Linked DNA regions of Homo sapiens: all the other regions are linked to region 1. The links are chromatin loops, found by intact Hi-C in ENCODE. Cell type or tissue: CD4-positive, alpha-beta T cell. All regions are shown on one strand. Region 1 has its middle 7.8 kb from the start of LINC02870. Region 2 has its middle 8.8 kb from the start of PWWP2B. Region 3 overlaps JAKMIP3 (Janus kinase and microtubule interacting protein 3). Region 4 overlaps STK32C (serine/threonine kinase 32C).

Evidence for each region. A loop is a pair of places that touch in the nucleus more often than their neighbours do. Peaks named below come from ENCODE experiments on the same cell type or tissue, not always from the same donor. Only the 100,000 strongest peaks of a DNase experiment are listed, where the experiment ranks them.
Region 2: it touches region 1 in a loop (11-fold over the local background); 109 of 110 quality-filtered maps call a loop at or near these places.
Region 3: it touches region 1 in a loop (2.3-fold over the local background); 9 of 110 quality-filtered maps call a loop at or near these places.
Region 4: a loop joins it to region 1, with 9 times the contacts of the local background. A loop is called at or near these places in 95 of 110 quality-filtered maps.

Annotation. Positions count from the first base shown.
Region 1 is chr10:132,451,005-132,455,004 of GRCh38, forward strand. No RefSeq gene overlaps it. Among named protein-coding and RNA genes, the nearest start is that of LINC02870, 7.8 kb to the left of the region's middle. RefSeq lists a silencer at 2,103-2,532 and an enhancer at 2,286-3,150. In CD4-positive, alpha-beta T cell, a CTCF peak has its summit at 2,338 (motif pointing left); DNase peaks (open chromatin) are centred at 1,477 and 2,187; H3K4me3 peaks cover 460 bases; H3K27ac peaks cover 1,474 bases.
Region 2 is chr10:132,386,431-132,390,430 of GRCh38, forward strand. No RefSeq gene overlaps it. Among named protein-coding and RNA genes, the nearest start is that of PWWP2B, 8.8 kb to the right of the region's middle. RefSeq lists a silencer at 1,671-1,790 and an enhancer at 3,098-3,777. In CD4-positive, alpha-beta T cell, a CTCF peak has its summit at 1,671 (motif pointing right); DNase peaks (open chromatin) are centred at 1,671 and 2,795; H3K4me3 peaks cover 252 bases.
Region 3 is chr10:132,149,067-132,153,066 of GRCh38, forward strand. JAKMIP3 (Janus kinase and microtubule interacting protein 3) reads left to right here. Exons shown (of 24, transcript NM_001323087.2): 15 at 346-444; 16 at 916-975; 17 at 3,892-3,957. Among named protein-coding and RNA genes, the nearest start is that of JAKMIP3-AS1, 36 kb to the right of the region's middle. In CD4-positive, alpha-beta T cell, CTCF peaks have their summits at 1,917 and 2,127; no DNase peak of the experiment used is centred here.
Region 4 is chr10:132,220,808-132,224,807 of GRCh38, forward strand. It overlaps STK32C (serine/threonine kinase 32C), which reads right to left. Exons shown (of 12, transcript NM_173575.4): 8 at 3,600-3,716; 9 at 2,054-2,179; 10 at 1,834-1,965. Among named protein-coding and RNA genes, the nearest start is that of DPYSL4, 36 kb to the left of the region's middle. In CD4-positive, alpha-beta T cell, a CTCF peak has its summit at 2,473 (motif pointing right); a DNase peak (open chromatin) is centred at 2,464.

The DNA.
Region 1 (4,000 bases):
TGCAGCACAGGGTGGAGTGGCAGGAGTGTGTCCAGCCAGCACAGACTCTGAGGGTCCCACAGGTCACTGGACATGGACCTGGGCCAGCTGAGGGAGGGCTGACCTCTGGGCCCCCCCTCATGTTCCAAAGCCCAGGGCACAGCCCCCCAGTCAGGAGGATCAGCTTTCTGGAGGTCCTCAGAGGGGCCCACCCTTTACAAGGCCTGGCCCGAGGAAATGAAGGGGCGGCCCCTGGCTGAATGGGGGAGGGTCCTTGGAGTCTGAGCGTCTTAGAATTCCTGGGGATGTCCGCTTTGGTTCTACAGTTCGCAGATAGGGGAACTGAATCCTGGAAACAGGCAGGGCGAGGGGTGGGCCCGCCAAGCACTGCGCCCCACTCTATGCCAGGTCTATGTCAGCCCCTCTCTTGCCCTCTCAGAGCTCAGGGTACATTTTGAGCCCACCTGGCCTGGAGCACGCAGGGCTGGGAGCTGGCTGGGACCTGGACAGGGCTCAGATGCAAAGGCAGCTTCCCCCAGCACCTTCCAGGCTCTGGCTGTTCCAAACCATGCTCCAGGCTCAGATGGGCTTGTCCCAAAACAGCTGAGCCATTACCTTCACTTGACAAGGGCCCCCCAAAACACAGCATTCCAGGGGAATGGGTGACCACCTCGTGGCCACCCCTTGCCTCCCTGCTGGCCCCATCCTGGGCAGGGGAGCAGCTCCTGCCTCCAGGAACCTTCTCCCAGGAGACCATGCGCAACAGAGGGGCGGCGCCCGGCGGGTCAGCACAGAGGCTTGCCTCACCTGCGGTTGCTGAATGAGTGAGTTAGTGGGTGAGGACCTGCAGGCAGCCCCTGGCTGACACTTTGGCTGTGGAGGAAGAAATCAGGATGTTCAGGGCCAGAGGGGAAGGTGGCACGGAAGGCAAGAGGGGAGCATCTCCCTGTGGAAGAGCAGGGTGCTGGGTGGGGCATGCTGGGGTGCCGGGACCCCTGCGCTGGCTGCCACAGTCTGGCAGGGAGCACGCTGCAGCCGCCTGCAGGAGCTGAGCCCAAGGGGACAGCCGTCCGTGTGTTGGGGAAAGGGGACAGCGATATGTGTGTTGGGGGTGGCCCCGCATACCCTCCAGGTAAAGCCATGCACTGTACCTGGGGCGTGGCCCTTGAGTGGCCACTGGAGCCGCCTGGGCCTGAGGGTGGGGTGGGGAGCCCATGTCAGGGTCCAGCCAAAGGTGCCACAGGGCTCCAGCACCAGAGGCACCCAGCATGGCCCTGCCTAGCCCTAGGGCCCTCTGCTGCCCAGGGACCCGACCCTGCAGTCTCTGGGTGGTCAGCGCTGCCCTAGAGGGGCGTGACACCCTCTGCTGGTCCCATACAGAAGGACACAGCTGCCACCCAGCATGCAGCTCCCCCAGGCACTGGGTGCCCACGCTGTACCCGGCAGCTTACACTGTGCCTTGTCACCCACGCTGCACCTGGGAGCCCGCACTGTGCCTAGACGCCCACGCTGCGCCTGGGACCTCACACTGCACGAGGTGCCGGCGCCACTCAGGCAGACCACCCTCTCCATGTGCGGCAGGATCCACCAGGGAGGGGCACCCTGACCCTGATCTCCCCAGGCAGCTCTGGAAAGGCCTGTGTCCTGGCTGGGGACCTCTGGGAGGCCATGGAGCTGGGAGGGAGGGACTGGAGGTCTGAGGGATCCAAGTAGCCCGTCCTGCTGCACCTGCCAGGCCCCAGTCAGGCCTGGCCATTAAGGCTGAAGGATGACCCCTCACCTCCTGCCCCTGGGGGCTGAGCCCTACCTAGGAACCTGAGTGTTTCCAGCACCTCAGCCCTGGCAGTCCCGGCTAGGCAGATCCACCCAGCACCGTGCAGGAGGCCCCAGGACTGAGCCCCGCAAGGAACATCTCCCAGTGCCCACAGCCCACCTAGGGGCCAGTCCACCAGGGATTGGGGGGGGCGGGGCCTGGGAAGGACAGGGGAAGAGTGAACCACTAGGCCCTGCGTGGCCACTTCCCAGCAGCCAGATTTAAGGCCAGGTTAGGATAAATCTCTTGTGCCTCGGTTTCCCCTTCTGTACCCCAGGATCACATTACCCACCCCCCAACACTGTTCTGCAGAATGTGCAGAAAATTGCAGGTGGTGACGCTTCTGCAAACAGCAGAGCCCCGGGCACCTGTCCAAGGCGGCTCCGGAAGGCCCCGCGAGTCCCGTGCGCGGGGACTTCCCAGGGGCGGGGTCGCGGGGCAGGGCGGGCGCTGGCTCCACCCCCCGCCGGCCCCGCAGGAACCGGAAAGGGGCTGGACGGTGTAGCGGCGCCCCCTGCCGACACCTCCTAGCATCGCGTCCCCGCGTGGCCGCGGGGCGGGGCCCGGGGGGTCGTTCCGGAGTGGCCCCTGCAGGGCTTACAAACAGACGCGGCGGCTGCGAGAGGGGGACACGATGACTTCTTTCTAGAGCAGGGACTTAGAGAACCGAGTCTTTATGCATGAATGTACCTGCATAACCATTTGCTAAATAGGGCCCGGAGGAGGCTCATAGGAGGGTGTAGGGGCAGGAGCCTTCTGGCTTTGAGCCCCAGGGTTGAAGCTGGAGCTTTCCCAGGTGGAGAAGACACAGCGAAGACCAGGGCGGGACGGCCCGTGGCAGGTGCCGCACACCGCGCCGTGGGCTGAGGGACAGGTCAGGACCCCAGGCACAGAGGTGGGTGGCCAAGCCCCGGCTCCCTGGCCCCTCTCCGAGGCACCAGGGCGTGGTCCCGAGTTTGGACTCAGAAGAGACTGTGCAGAGGCTGTGTTGTCCCCCACAGGTGTGCCCCTTTCATGACACGTCACAGCAGAGCCCCACGATGGCCTCTAAGTGTAAGTGGAGGGAAGAGTTGCTGGTCTCTCGCTTTAAATCACAAGCTGGACATGGCTAAGCTGAGTGAGGCAGGCAGGTGAAGGCCAAGGTCGATAGCTAGGCCTCTTGCACCAGTGAGCCAAGTTATGAATACCCAGGAAATGTCCTTGAAGGAAGTTAAAATGCTACTCCAGTGGACACACAGTTGCCAACAAGTGAAACTGCCTCCTTGCTGATGTGGAGAAAGTTCGAGTGGTCCGGACAGAAGATCAAACCAGCCATGACCCTCCCTTAAGCCAGAGCCTCGACCAGAGCAAGGCCCTAACTCTCTCCAACTCCACAAAGGTGGAGAGGGTGAGGAAGCTGCAGAAGAAAAGTCTGAAGTCCACAGAGGTTGGTTCATGAGGTTTAAGGAAAGAAGCCGTCTCCGTAAGGTAAAGATGTGGCTTCTTCGCAGGCTGCCAGGGTGAGGCCGCATCAGGAGGCTACGTCTGCGGAGCCATCCCAGGAGCAATGGGCAGCGTCTGTGGGTCTAGTGGCGAGGTCTCTAGTTCTGAGTCTCCAGGGAGAGGTGCGCAGGGAGCCCAGGGCCCCCCTTCCCCCACGGCACACAAACGTCTATCTCCCCGCAGCCTGCACCGATCCCTCGTGAACCACGGGACCGCGTGCGGTTATTCTCAGCTCAGAGATAGGCCCTAGACTGGAGCCCAGCTGCACACACCTCAAAACGAACGTCCGAGACTCCAGGGCTGCAGTCACTCTTGGACGAATTCTAAGGTCATCCCAGTCCTCTCAGGGGAGAGGGCACAGGCTGCAGGACCCGGTGACCAGCGTGAGTCCAGAAGGGTAGGGCCAAGGGGTCAGAGCCACCACCCCAGCCACCTCAGAACCAGAGCAGCCCTGGGCGTCCCGCTGTGGGCCTCGAGACCCCAGCATGATTCCGGGTAAAGAATTTCCACTGTCAAGAAGTGTAAACATGATTATCTGAGGTGCAATGGCCATATTTTCAAACCAAACTTCAGAAGGGGCGTGGCAGTACTGAATTCTGCCTGGGTGTGGTTTTTCCAGGCAGCAGCCCCCAACGGGTTTTCTTTTCTTTTCTTTTTGACATAGGGTCTCACTCTGTTGCCCAGGCTGGGCAGCCTCAACCTTCCAGGCTCCAGAGATCCTCCCAC
Region 2 (4,000 bases), 65 kb before region 1:
CTCATTTTCCACATCACCCTTCCCGTGGTCATCTGCCCTCTCTCACCCTCTAAACCCCGACCTCACTCTGTGAGAGGCCCCATTTCAAGGGGAGCGGGAGAGCCTGCCTCCCGGATGGCAGTGGCGGGTAATTGCTGCTGGGCAGGGTAGAGGAGCTGGCACAGAAGCCACCACCCAGACCCCTGCTTGGAAGGTGCTTACAGGCTGGTGGGGAAACGGTGCTGGAGGCCCTGGCACCCACCCTCCACCCTGTGACTCAGCCCATCTTCTGAACGTGGCCCTGCTCCTGATGGGGCCCTGCAGCCAGCAAGTCCCTGCGGCCTCTCTGGATCCTGTAACCTCTTATAGATTTCAGGTGTCTGGGCAGGAGGCGCCCCTCTCCCTGGTGGATTTGGGATGTCTGGGCAGGAAGCCCTCACTCCCTGGTGGATTTGAGGTGTCTGGGCAGGAGGCAACCCTCTCCCTGGTGGATTTGTGGTGTCTGGGCAGGAAGCCCCCCTCCCTGGTGGATTGGGGGTGTCTGGGCAGGAAGCCCCCACTCCCTGGTGGATTTGAGGTATCTGGGCAGGAGGCCCCCCCTCCCTGGTGGACTTGGGGTATCTGGGCAGGAAGCCTCCCCTCTCTGGTGGATTTGGGGTGTCTGGGTGGGAGGTGCCCCTCTCCCTGGTGGATTTGGGGTGTCTGGGTGGGAGGTACCCCTCTATCTGGTGGATTTGGGGTGTCTGGGTGGGAGGTGCCCCTCTCCCTGGTGGATTTGAGGTGTCTGGGCAGGAGGCAACCCTCTCCCTGGTGGATTTGTGGTGTCTGGGCGGAAGCCCCCCTCCCTGGTGGCTTTGGGGTGTCTGGGTGGGAAGTGCCCCTCTCCCTGGTGGATTTGGGGTGTCTGGGTGGGAGGTACCCCTCTATCTGGTGGATCTGGGGTGTCTGGGTTGGAGGTGCCCCTCTTCCTGGTGAACTTGGGGTGTCTGGGTGGGAGGTGCCCCTCTATCTGGTGGATCTGGGGTGTCTGGGTTGGAGGTGTCCCTCTCCCTGGTGGATTTGGGGTGTCTGGGTGGGACATACCCCTCTCTCTGGTGGATTTGGGGCGTCTGGGTGACAGGTACCCCTCTCTCTGGTGGATTTGGGGTGTCTGGGTTGGAGGTGCCCCTCTCTCTGGTGGATTTGGGGTGTCTGGGTGGAACGTACCCCTCTCCTTGGTGGATTTGGAGTGTCTGGGTGGGAGGTACTCCTCTATCTGGTGTATTTGGGGTCTCTGGGTGGGATCCCCCTCCCCTGGTGGATTTGGGATGTCTGGGTGGAGTCCCCCTCCCCTGGTTCCTGCTCTGCTGTTCTCTTTGCCTCCCTTAGCTACTGAGTGAGTACCGTCTATGTTGACTTCCAGCTCAGGGCGTCCTGAGCTTCTGGGACTTCTCATTTTTCTGCCGAGCTGCCTTGGGAAGGGAAAAGGGAGGCGACAGCCCAGAGCCAGGCCTGAGAACCCCCAGGGGCAGGAACTGTGCTGCAGAAGGCAGATGGTCTGGGGTGGTCGCAGGCCCACGGCTTGGAGAGAGCAGCAGCCGCAGCAGGGAGCCAGTGCGTGAGAAACGTGAATGTGGTTGGCGGATGCTCTCAGGGGGTCACAGGCGGTGTCCCAGGAGTGCTGATGGGCGTCACCAGCCCTGGGGCCCCAGGACGCAGGCCCCGCCTCCCGTGAACCGACTTCACCTGCAGGTGGCGCTCCAAGGCCAGGCGTGGCGCGGGCTCATGCGGGGGCGGGGGGATTCGTGCGCGGGCGGGGGGCTCATGCGGGGGCGGGGGGATTCGTGCGCGGGCGGGGGGCTCATGCGGGGGCGGGGGGCTCATGCGGGGGGCGGGGGCTCATGCGGGGGCGGGGGCTCATGCGGGGGGCGGGGGGATTCGTGCGCGGGCGGGGGGCTCATGCGGGGGCGGGGGGCTCATGCGGGGGCGGGGGGCTCATGCGGGGGCGGGGGCTCATGCGGGGGCGGGGGGCTCATGCGGGGGCGGGGGCTCATGCGGGGGGCGGGGGGATCATGCGGGGGCGGGGGCTCATGCGGGGGGCGGGGGCTCATGCGGGGGCGGGGGCTCATGCGGGGGGCGGGGGGATTCGTGCGCGGGCGGGGGGCTCATGCGGGGGCGGGGGGCTCATGCGGGGGCGGGGGGCTCATGCGGGGGCGGGGGGTTCATGCGGGGGCGGGGGGCTCATGCGGGGGCGGGGGGCTCATGCGGGGGCGGGGGGTTCATGCGGGGGCGGGGGGCTCATGCGGGGGCGGGGGGGCTCATGCGGGGGCGGGGGGCTCATGCGGGGGGCGGGGGGCTCATGCGGGGGGCGGGGGGCTCATGCGGGGGCGGGGGCTCATGCGGGGGGCGGGGGGGCTCATGCGGGGGCGGGGGGCTCATACGGGGGCGGGGGGCTCATGCGGGGGCGGGGGGCTCATGCGGGGGTGAGGGGGCGCACCACGGAGCCGCCTGCAGGGGCTCGGGGGCTCTCATTGAGGGAAGCAGCTGCCCGGCCCTGGAGGTCCCACGCCAGGCCATGGCAACAGGGTTAGCATTACAGGGCAACGTCTCAGGCTGAGAAAGCAATCGGCCAAAACTCCGGCCCTCCTGGCTCCCTCAAGGAAGCCTGGCTCATCTCCTGTGTGGATCCCTGAGTCCTGCACCCCAAGTGAGCCCAAAACAGGAGGGCCAAGCCCACAAACGTCCGTGGGCAGCCGGCCAGGGAAGGTGCCGTTCAGGCCCCATGCGCTCGGTCCGGGTCTCAGGACACACAGCGCAGAACCCGGCGTGGGCCTTGGGGCGTGAGGCCAGAAGCGGAGTTCACGTGACCTCAAGGACACCCTGCCGGACTTCCCCAAGTGCTGGCCAGGCCTTGGGGGCAGCTGGGCTCAGGTCCCCCTTGTCACTGTTGGAAGCTGGCCCTGCACCCACTACACTCACCAGTTCCTCCGTGGGGTCAGGAGGCTGGGGAGACCCCTCAGGGCTGGAGCCCAGTGTGGGGGCTGCTCTCCATCCAGGGCTGGAGCTGTCAGGGTGCTGCCTGGCTGCTCCCTCCACCCGGGAAGGAATGAGGCCCTCCCAGCAAGCTCTGCTCCCCTCAGGCCCCAGGCTGCCCAGAGGCCCCCCAGTCAGCCTTTCTCAGCCAGAAGGTGTTCATTTCTGTGCACCTGGGAGAACGCAGGCGACAGCCTCCAGCGCCCTCCAGCCCTAGCCCAGGGGATCCTGCTCCTTCCTGCACCTCCTCCCTCAGGCATCCTGTGGGGGACAGCACGAACACCTGGCCTCTCCTGGCCACTGGAGGAGGGCAAGGACAGGAGCCCCGCAGCCCAGCCCAGCTGCACGCTGCTGCACCTGCTGACACACCAGTGCCTCCCTAGATCCAGCACAGGGCTCTGCTCTCGGCCCTCCAACCACACCTCGGAGAGCCCCACTCTGTCTGTGGGTCTGCCTGGGGTCTACACCTCAGCTCAGGACAACCCTGAGGTCACCTGGACTCCGTGTCTGTCCCCACGCCCCAGGGCTCATGCCAGGTTCTGCATGTGGAGGGGTCGGGACAAATGCATAGCCACACCCACCAGGAGGAGGGTTTGAGGGGAAAGAGTTTGCAGGGAGGCCCCTGGGCCCCAGGCCACCACACTGTCTCCCCTAGGAGTCTCTGCCTGGAGGGAGCAGCACAGGACCTTTCCTACCTACCCCCTCCCCACCGCCCGCCCCGCTCTGGACACAGGCTAGCTCCTGCTCGTTAGGTGAGTGGGAGGTCAGGGTCGGGGAGCAGAAGGCATGAAGGTGCCTTTGCAAGCTGGGCGTGAAATGTGAATATACCCTGAGAGGGTTTTCTCCAAGTATCCCAGATGTGGATAACAACTGGTTTAATGATGAAATATCATGGTGTTTTTAGCAAACAGAAGCCCCGCCTTCTAGTATGAGGTTTGGCAAAACTGTCAGATTAAAAAATAAACCCACAAGCAGGGCATGGTGGCTCAAGCCTATAATCCTAGCACTT
Region 3 (4,000 bases), 300 kb before region 1:
ATGCAACCTGCAGCCCCTCCCCTGATCCTCCCCATAGCCCCTGGGATTCACTGAGGGATGTGCCCGTGGGCTCAGGGTGGGACTGCCCAGGCCACGTGGCCAGAGTGTGATGAACTCTGCCCGGCACATCTGGGGTCAGCGAATATACAGGGGCAGTCCTTGTGGGCAGGTCCAGGTCCAGTGCAGATTCTGCCACCACTGCTGCCGCTGCGGTTTGGTTTTCATAAATGCTGTGTTGATCCCTGGTTCCATGGTCTTGGCCCGTGTTCCTCAGGCCCCAGCACAGTCCTCTTAGAGGGAAGGGATGGGAGGGGAGCGGCTCACCCTTCTGTCCCTCTGTCCTAGGAGAGGGAGAGGAAGTCACCCGCCATCAGCTTCCACCACACGCCCTTCGTGGACGGGAAGAGCCCCCTCCAGGTGTACTGCGAGGCCGAAGGTGTGACGGTGAGTCCCGCCCCTCCTGCCCACTCCGCCCCCACCTCACCCATCCCCCGCCCCACCCCCTCTCCGCCCCCGCCCCACCCCCCTCCGCCCCCGCCCCACCCCCCTCCGCCCCCGCCCCACCCCCTCCGCCCCCGCCCCACCCTCTCCACCCCCGCCCCACCCCCTCCCTGCCCCACCTCACCCCCTCCCTGCCCCCACCCTACCCCTACCCCCCCACCTCACCCCTGCCCCACCTCACCCCTGCCCCCACCCCGCCCTACCTCACCCCTGCCCCCACCCCACCCTACCTCACCCCTGCCCCCACCCCGCCCTACCTCACCCCTGCCCCCACCCTGCCCTACCTCACCCCTGCCCCTCCCCTCCCCCTCCCCCACCCCCACCACCTCCCCTCCGCCCTTCCCTGCCCTGTCCTTCCCCACCCCCTCTGCCCACCCCGTGGCCACTCACCCCTACCTGTCCTCTGTGCCTTAGGACATTGTGGTTGCGGAGCTGATGAAGAAGCTGGACATCCTGGGCGATAACGCCGTAAGTGTATGTCGCTCTCCTGGCTTGTGCATGCCTCTTACACCCACAACCCCCAGCCCAGCCCCTCTGGGGTCCAGGAGGCCCTGCCAGCCTCCCACAGCCCTGCCATGGGCCACCCTGCCTGAGACCCTCCACTAGGCCCAGAGCCTGCTCAGAATCGGAGCCTTCCTCACACTGCTCCAGGGCCCACTGGGGCCTCTGCTGTGCACACCTGGTTCTTCCAGCTGATGGCACTTCCCATCACATTGCCCAGCTTCTGGGATCTCTCAGCCCTTCCATACTTGCCATGAGGATAGGGGGCTGTTGCTCTTAGACAAACCAAGACCCTTAGGGGTTCCACTTCCTTGGCTTGGGGGAAAAGCAGACTCTATAGATAACTCCTAAATTTCATTTGGGGCAGAGTTCCAATTTCTATAGCAAACTCCTTGAAAGAATGTTAATTACTGAGTGGGCAAAATAATGCACCTCTTCATCCCAATTTTCATCCGCCCATTACTAATCCTCTGCTCTCCATCCATTTATTCCCCATCAATGCACCATCTACCTAGCCCTTCATTCATGCTCTGTCTTATATCCATCCATCTATCTATCCTGTGTAATCCATCCATCCATCCTCCATAATCCATGTATCCATCCTCCACAATTCATTTATCCGTCCTCCATAATCCATCTATCCGTCCTCCATAATCCATCTATCCGTCCTCCATAATCCATGTATCCGTCCTCCATAATCCATGTATCCGTCCTCCACAATTCATTTATCCATCCTCCATAATCCATCTATCTGTCCTCCACAATTCATTTATCCGTCCTCCATAATCCATCTATCCATCCTTCATCCTTCATCTATCCTTCATCCATCATCCTTAATCCATCCATTTATCCATCATCCACAATCTGTCCATCCATCCTCCATCTATCTATCATCCATCATCCCTAATCCATTCATTCTCCATCCTCCATCTGTCCTCTATCCACCATCCTCCATCCATTCCTTCTCCATCTACCATCCTCTACCCATTAACCTTTCACCCATCCATCCATCTCCCATTCATCCTCCATAATCCATCTATTCATTCTCCATCCATCCTTCCTTCATCCTCCATTCATTCATCCATTCTCCAAAATCCATCAATCCATCCACCCTCCATAATTTATCTATGCATCCTCCATCATTCATTCATTCATCCATCCTCCATAAGCTATTTATCCATCTTTCCATCCTTCATCCTTTATCCTTCCACCTATCCACATCCCCTCCCTCCATCCATCCATCTATCCATCCCTCATCCTACCTTCATTGACCTTCCACTTCCTCCATCCAGTGCTCTGCATCCGAGGACTCCCTTCTCCCCTTGCCTGCCCAGCCCCTGGGGAGCAGTGAGGCACAGGGCAGGGGTACTTTCAGCAGGGAGGCTCTGGGTGTGGGTCTGCTTCTCTCAGAGCTGGGGGCTCCACTGTGGTCATAGGTGGCCGAAGAGCCACAGCAGGGTGGCCGTGGACCTGACATCTCTGGGGTCCAGTCCTGGGTATCAGCCCCATCATGAGGTCTTGGGAACTGTATTGGGCAACTCTGATTCACAGTTGGAGAAGCTGAGTCCCCAAAGGCACTGCCCAGGGTCACAGAGCTGATGTAGTGGCAGAGTTGGGGGTACCCAGCCCCACCCAGGCCTATTTCAGGGTTCCTGCCCAGCCCCATAGCTGTCCACCAAGAGTGCCACTGAGTGTGACAGCCCTGCAGTCATCATGCAGCCTCTGAGGCCATTGTCACAGAGCCCAGGGACAGAGGAGGTTGGATACTGGAGGGCTCATGGCCAGGCTTAAGCTCAGGGGACCTGTGGAGATGCTGGGGAGCTCTTGACAGTGGGCTGACAGTGGCCCTTCAAGCCTGGCTGTGCAATCAGTGTTGACTTCACATGCAACTTGTGGTTTAATCACATCTGGGTAGATTCCCTCAGTCACCCTGAAGCCACCTGCTCAGCCTCCCCAACTTAAAGTGTTGGGAGAGGTCTGTGGCCTGCCCAGCCCTGCCATGGGAGAAGGGAGCAGGGCAGGAGAGATGAGGGCACCTGGCCCCAGCCATGCAGGATGAGGTTCTTGCCTGAGTCAGGAGTGCAGCTGGCCCCCACCATGGACTACAGACTGAGCCTGACTCCCCCCTGTGGGAGACCCTGTGCAGACTTTGGGGTTGGGGGACAGCAAGAGATGCCTGCTGTTAGGGAGCTTGCACTCTAGGGAGAGAATGGCATGGACAGGGCTTTTGGAGTGAGCTGGCAAGAATCAGAGAGGCCCCACGAGCTGGAGTCAGGCAGCCCTGGTCTGGATGCAGGCTGCAGCAGAGTCTGAGAGTGTGAGGTGCCCACATCGAAAGCCATAATCACTCTACCCAGAAGGGCCACCCAGGGGCCCCTCGGTTGGGGAGGAAGCATGAATAAAACATGCATAAAAGAGACAAAACCTTCCAGGGATTCAGCCATTTCACAGCCATGAACATGTGGTCTCTCCTCCACTGTTCCCAAGTGGTGTTTTAATAACCACAGGTGCATATGCAGAGGCTGGCTTTAAACACAGAAGGGGACAGAGGCTGGGCAGAGCAGCAGCCACTGCTGGGGATGTATTGGTGGCCTGCCTGCATTGAGCAGCGCATACGCATCTGCCTCAGCTGGTTACCTAGACCTGGTGATTACCAGCAGAGGGAGAATGAGAGAAAACAAAATCGGCAGCACCCGGAGGGAACAAGCTCAAGTCAAGGGTGTCAGAGATGCTGGGAGGGAGATGTCAGTCAAAGCACTTTTTAGCTCTGGCCCCCACCCAGGCGTCCCCAGTCAGCCTCCCCAGTCAGCTTCCCCATGCATCCATCACTCACCCTCACCCCCAAAGGCACTGCTTCTGACCGCACCTGTGTTCTGCTTTTGGGTGCAGAACCTGACCAATGAGGAGCAGGTGGTTGTCATACAAGCCAGGACAGTCCTGACCTTGGCCGAAAAGGTAACAGCAGCTGTGTGGACAGTCGGGAGAGGGCCGGGCTCCT
Region 4 (4,000 bases), 230 kb before region 1:
AATGTTAGCTCACATTCTGGTGAGACCCCGAAGCAGGGAACAGAGCTGCACCATGCCTGGACTTCCGATTTACAGAAACTGAGATCATCACATAACTGCCCAAGGGGTTCACCTTACCCGCTGCCTAGACAGCCAATTATCAAGACAGGGGAGCTGCAGGAGACAGAGTAGTTCACGCACAGCCGGCTGTGAAGGAGACCATTTCATTACGACTCAGATCCATCTCAGAGAGACGCATTGCTGTTCTTCAACCACCTGATTCGTGGTCACCTGTCCTGGCAGCCCCAGAATACCAGCATGCCTGAGTGAGCATGAGGGCTTCACGTGGCCGTCCCCGCACACACAACCAAAGCCGGCACACCTGGGCGAGTGTGAGGGCTTCACGTGGCTGTCCCGGCACACACACCTGATGCTGACGCACCTGGGCTAGTCTGAGGGCTTCACGTGGCCATCCCCACACACACAACTGATGCTGACGCACCTGGGCGAGTGTGAGGGCTTCACATGGCCGTCCCCACACACACAACTGATGCTGACGCACCTGGGCGAGTGTGAGGGCTTCACATGGCCGTCCCTGCACACACAACCAAAGCCAGCACACCTGGGCTAGTCTGAGGGCTTCACGTGGCCATCCCTGCACACACTCACAACTGACATCAACGCACCTGGGTGAGTGTGAGGGCTTCACGTGGCCATCCCTGCACACACAACTAATATCAACGCACCTGGGCAAGTGTGAGGGCTTCACGTGGCCATCCCCGCACACACAACTGACACCGATACACCTGGGTGAGTGTGAGGGCTTCAGATGGCCGTCCCCCCACACACAACTGATGTCGACACACCTGGGTGAGTGTGAGGGCTTCACATGGCCGTCCCCACACACACAACTGATGCTGACGCACCTGGGCGAGTGTGAGGGCTTCACATGGCCGTCCCTGCACACACAACCAAAGCCAGCACACCTGGGCGAGTCTGAGGGCTTCATGTGGCCATCCCTGCACACACTCACAACTGACATCAACGCACCTGGGTGAGTGTGAGGGCTTCACGTGGCCATCCCTGCACACACAACTAATATCAACGCACCTGGGCAAGTGTGAGGGCTTCACGTGGCCATCCCCACACACACAACTGACACCGACACACCTGGGCTAGTCTGAGGGCTTCACATGGCTGTCCCTGCACACACAACTGACATCAACGCACCTGGGTGAGTGTGAGGGCTTCACATGGCCATCCCTGCACACACAACATCAACGCACCTGGGCGAGTGTGAGGGCTTCACATGGCCGTCCCCACACACACACCTGATGCTGACGCACCTGGGCGAGTGTGAGGGCTTCATGTGGCCATCCCTGCACACACAACCAAAGCCAGCACACCTGGGCGAGTGTGAGGGCTTCACATGGCCGTCCCCACACACACAACTGATGCCGACGCACCTGGGTGAGTGTGAGGGCTTCACATGGCTGTCCCGGCACACATACCTGATGCTGACGCACCTGGGCGAGTGTGAGGGCTTCACATAGCCGTCCCCGCACACACAACCAACACCAGCACACCTGGGCAAGCACGAAGGCTTCACATGGCCATCCCCGTGCACTCATAACCCCAGCCCTGGTTGTCCCTGCCCACCTGCTTCATAAGGAGCGAGGTGGGGGCTGGGAAAGGCAGAAGGGAGGTCTCTGGCCTTCTCAGGACTTCAGGAAACGGTCTGCTGGACTTCCGAGACGTGTGCGCTGCCAGGGGTCCCCACACGCCTTGCTCGGTGGTAGAGAGGAGCCCCAAGCCCAGCCCGCCGCCGCGCCCTGAGCCTGCCCTGGCACTCACGGACTGGGAGCTGTCCCTGCTGTTGTCCCGGGACTTGTTCTTGGCCAGACGCTTCTTCTTCTTGTGCAGGGGCCTGGACTCCAGGATCATCTCCTCCAGCTCAAAGGTGGGGTCGCAGTGCAGACGGCCTTTCTACAGAGGGATGGGTGCTGAGCCCCGGCCCGTGGAGGACGCCACATCCATCCCCAGGGCCCCCCACCTGAGCCGCCCACAGGCTTACGTTGGGCACGAAGCCCGGCTCCACCCTCTTCTCGCTCAGGTGGTCCCACAGCACGCCGGCCAGCGCCGGGGCTGCCTGCACGTCCTGGAGGCTGGAGAGCCGGTGCTCGGGGTTCACAGTGAGGAGCTGCAACCAGGCATGAGTCAGAGGGTCCAGGGCCCACAGCCCACCAGCACGGAATAGCCCGCCACCCCCAGGCCAGGGCACCTTGAGGAGGGTCCCACCAAGCCTGAGGTTCAGAATTCAGGAACCTCAGGGCCACGCGAGGAAGGGTGGTGCCGACGGCCGACATCAGGCAAAGCACCGTGGCTGGCTCAGCATGTGGCCCAAGGGACGCCTGTTCTCAGTGCTGCTACCTAAACCCCTGGCGCCAGAGGACAGCAGAGGGATCTGCAGGGAAGGCTCTGCTGGGATTTGCCAGGAGGTGGCAGCCGAGGCCCGGCTAGCGGCTAACACTCGGCACATGGCTGGCCTCACAGTAACTATCCCAGAGCCACTTCCTTCACCGAATCATGGGACCTCCACAGGCCAGATGAGCCCGGGGCAGCCATGCATGGCCTGGGAAGCAACATCCCAGCGCTGGCACCTCCCGCCTTTCCAGGGAAAATGCCGCAGACCCAGACCCCGTGCGAGGTTTCCCAGACCTGGGCTTGGGCGTGTGGGTCATCCCCAGTCCCCACGCAGGCCCTCTCTAGCCCAGTGCCACCTTGTGAGCCACCTGGGCAGGTGTGACTGAGCTTCGTGGGGCTACAGCAGAGTTAAGAGACTCTCGGGGCTGGGGAGAGGCCCCGGCAGGCAAGGCCTCCCCAAGGATTTAGGCTGCTTGGCTACAATTCCAGGGCAGGAGGCCCCACCTGCCTGAGACACGGGGGCCGGGAGGCAGCCGGGCCCGTGTGGCACACTCACTCCCCTCCCTGTCCTGCCTGGGCCTGGCTCTGACTCCGAACCCCCTATGGTGTTAATGCGAGGCTCGGAACAGGGAGCTGTGCAGCCCAGTCAAGGCACAGCCCCAGCCTAGCACCAGATCACAAATGGGAGGCACTACTGATGGCCACACCCCTGCCCGTGTCCCTGCCAGGCTGATGTCCCCTGAGAGGTGTTTGCAGTGGGCAGTGGCTGCCCACCTTCCCCAGGAGGCACTGGGGCAAAGGGTCCCGGAGATAGCATGGGCTTGAACCCACCCACCCGACACCCTCCTTCCAATACGTGGGACAAGGGGACGTGGCTCAGGGCTCCTCTGTGGTGACCGGCAGGGCGGGCGCACAAGCCTGCTGTGAGGGTGCCTGGAGACGCAGCTCAGGGGATCACCAGGACACCAGTGACCTGGTAGGGCTCGCCATGAGAGGGCCACAGAGCCTGCCACCAGCTCGCTTCCTGGGGCTTGGGGCTGCCATCTGCGGAGGCCCCCACAGGTTGCAGTGAAGGGATCTGTGCCTGCCAGGAAGCGGCACTAACTGTGCACTGGAGGGGGTGTCCCGAGCCGCAGGTAAGTGAGGGAGGGAGGTGGGTGCTCGGAGGGTGAGGAGGCTCAGGGATGGGGGCTCACCTTCCGCAGCAAGGCCACCATCTCCTTGGACCACGTGGGGACATACTGGACGCTCACGGTGCTGAACAGCTGCACCAGGGACTCCACGGCGTTGCTGGAGTGGATGTCATAGGGCCTCTGGAGACAGGGAGGCAGTGCTGGGCAGGTCCTCCTGGCCCCCAGGACACCCAGAACAATGCCAGACACAGGTGCCATCGCCCTGAGAGGACCCCCTCCCCCCACCCCAAGTGCAGGCACAGCTCTGAGCACAGCCTGGCCTCCACCTGCCGCGGAGGAGCCTGGGTGAGATAAAGCTTACGCCTGGGTCCTGCGCCCTGGCTGCTGCGCCCATCTGGCTGGGATCCCAGGGGGCCTGGGTCCAGGTAGATCAGCCCCAGAGGGCCAGGAGGGAGCTGGCTTCC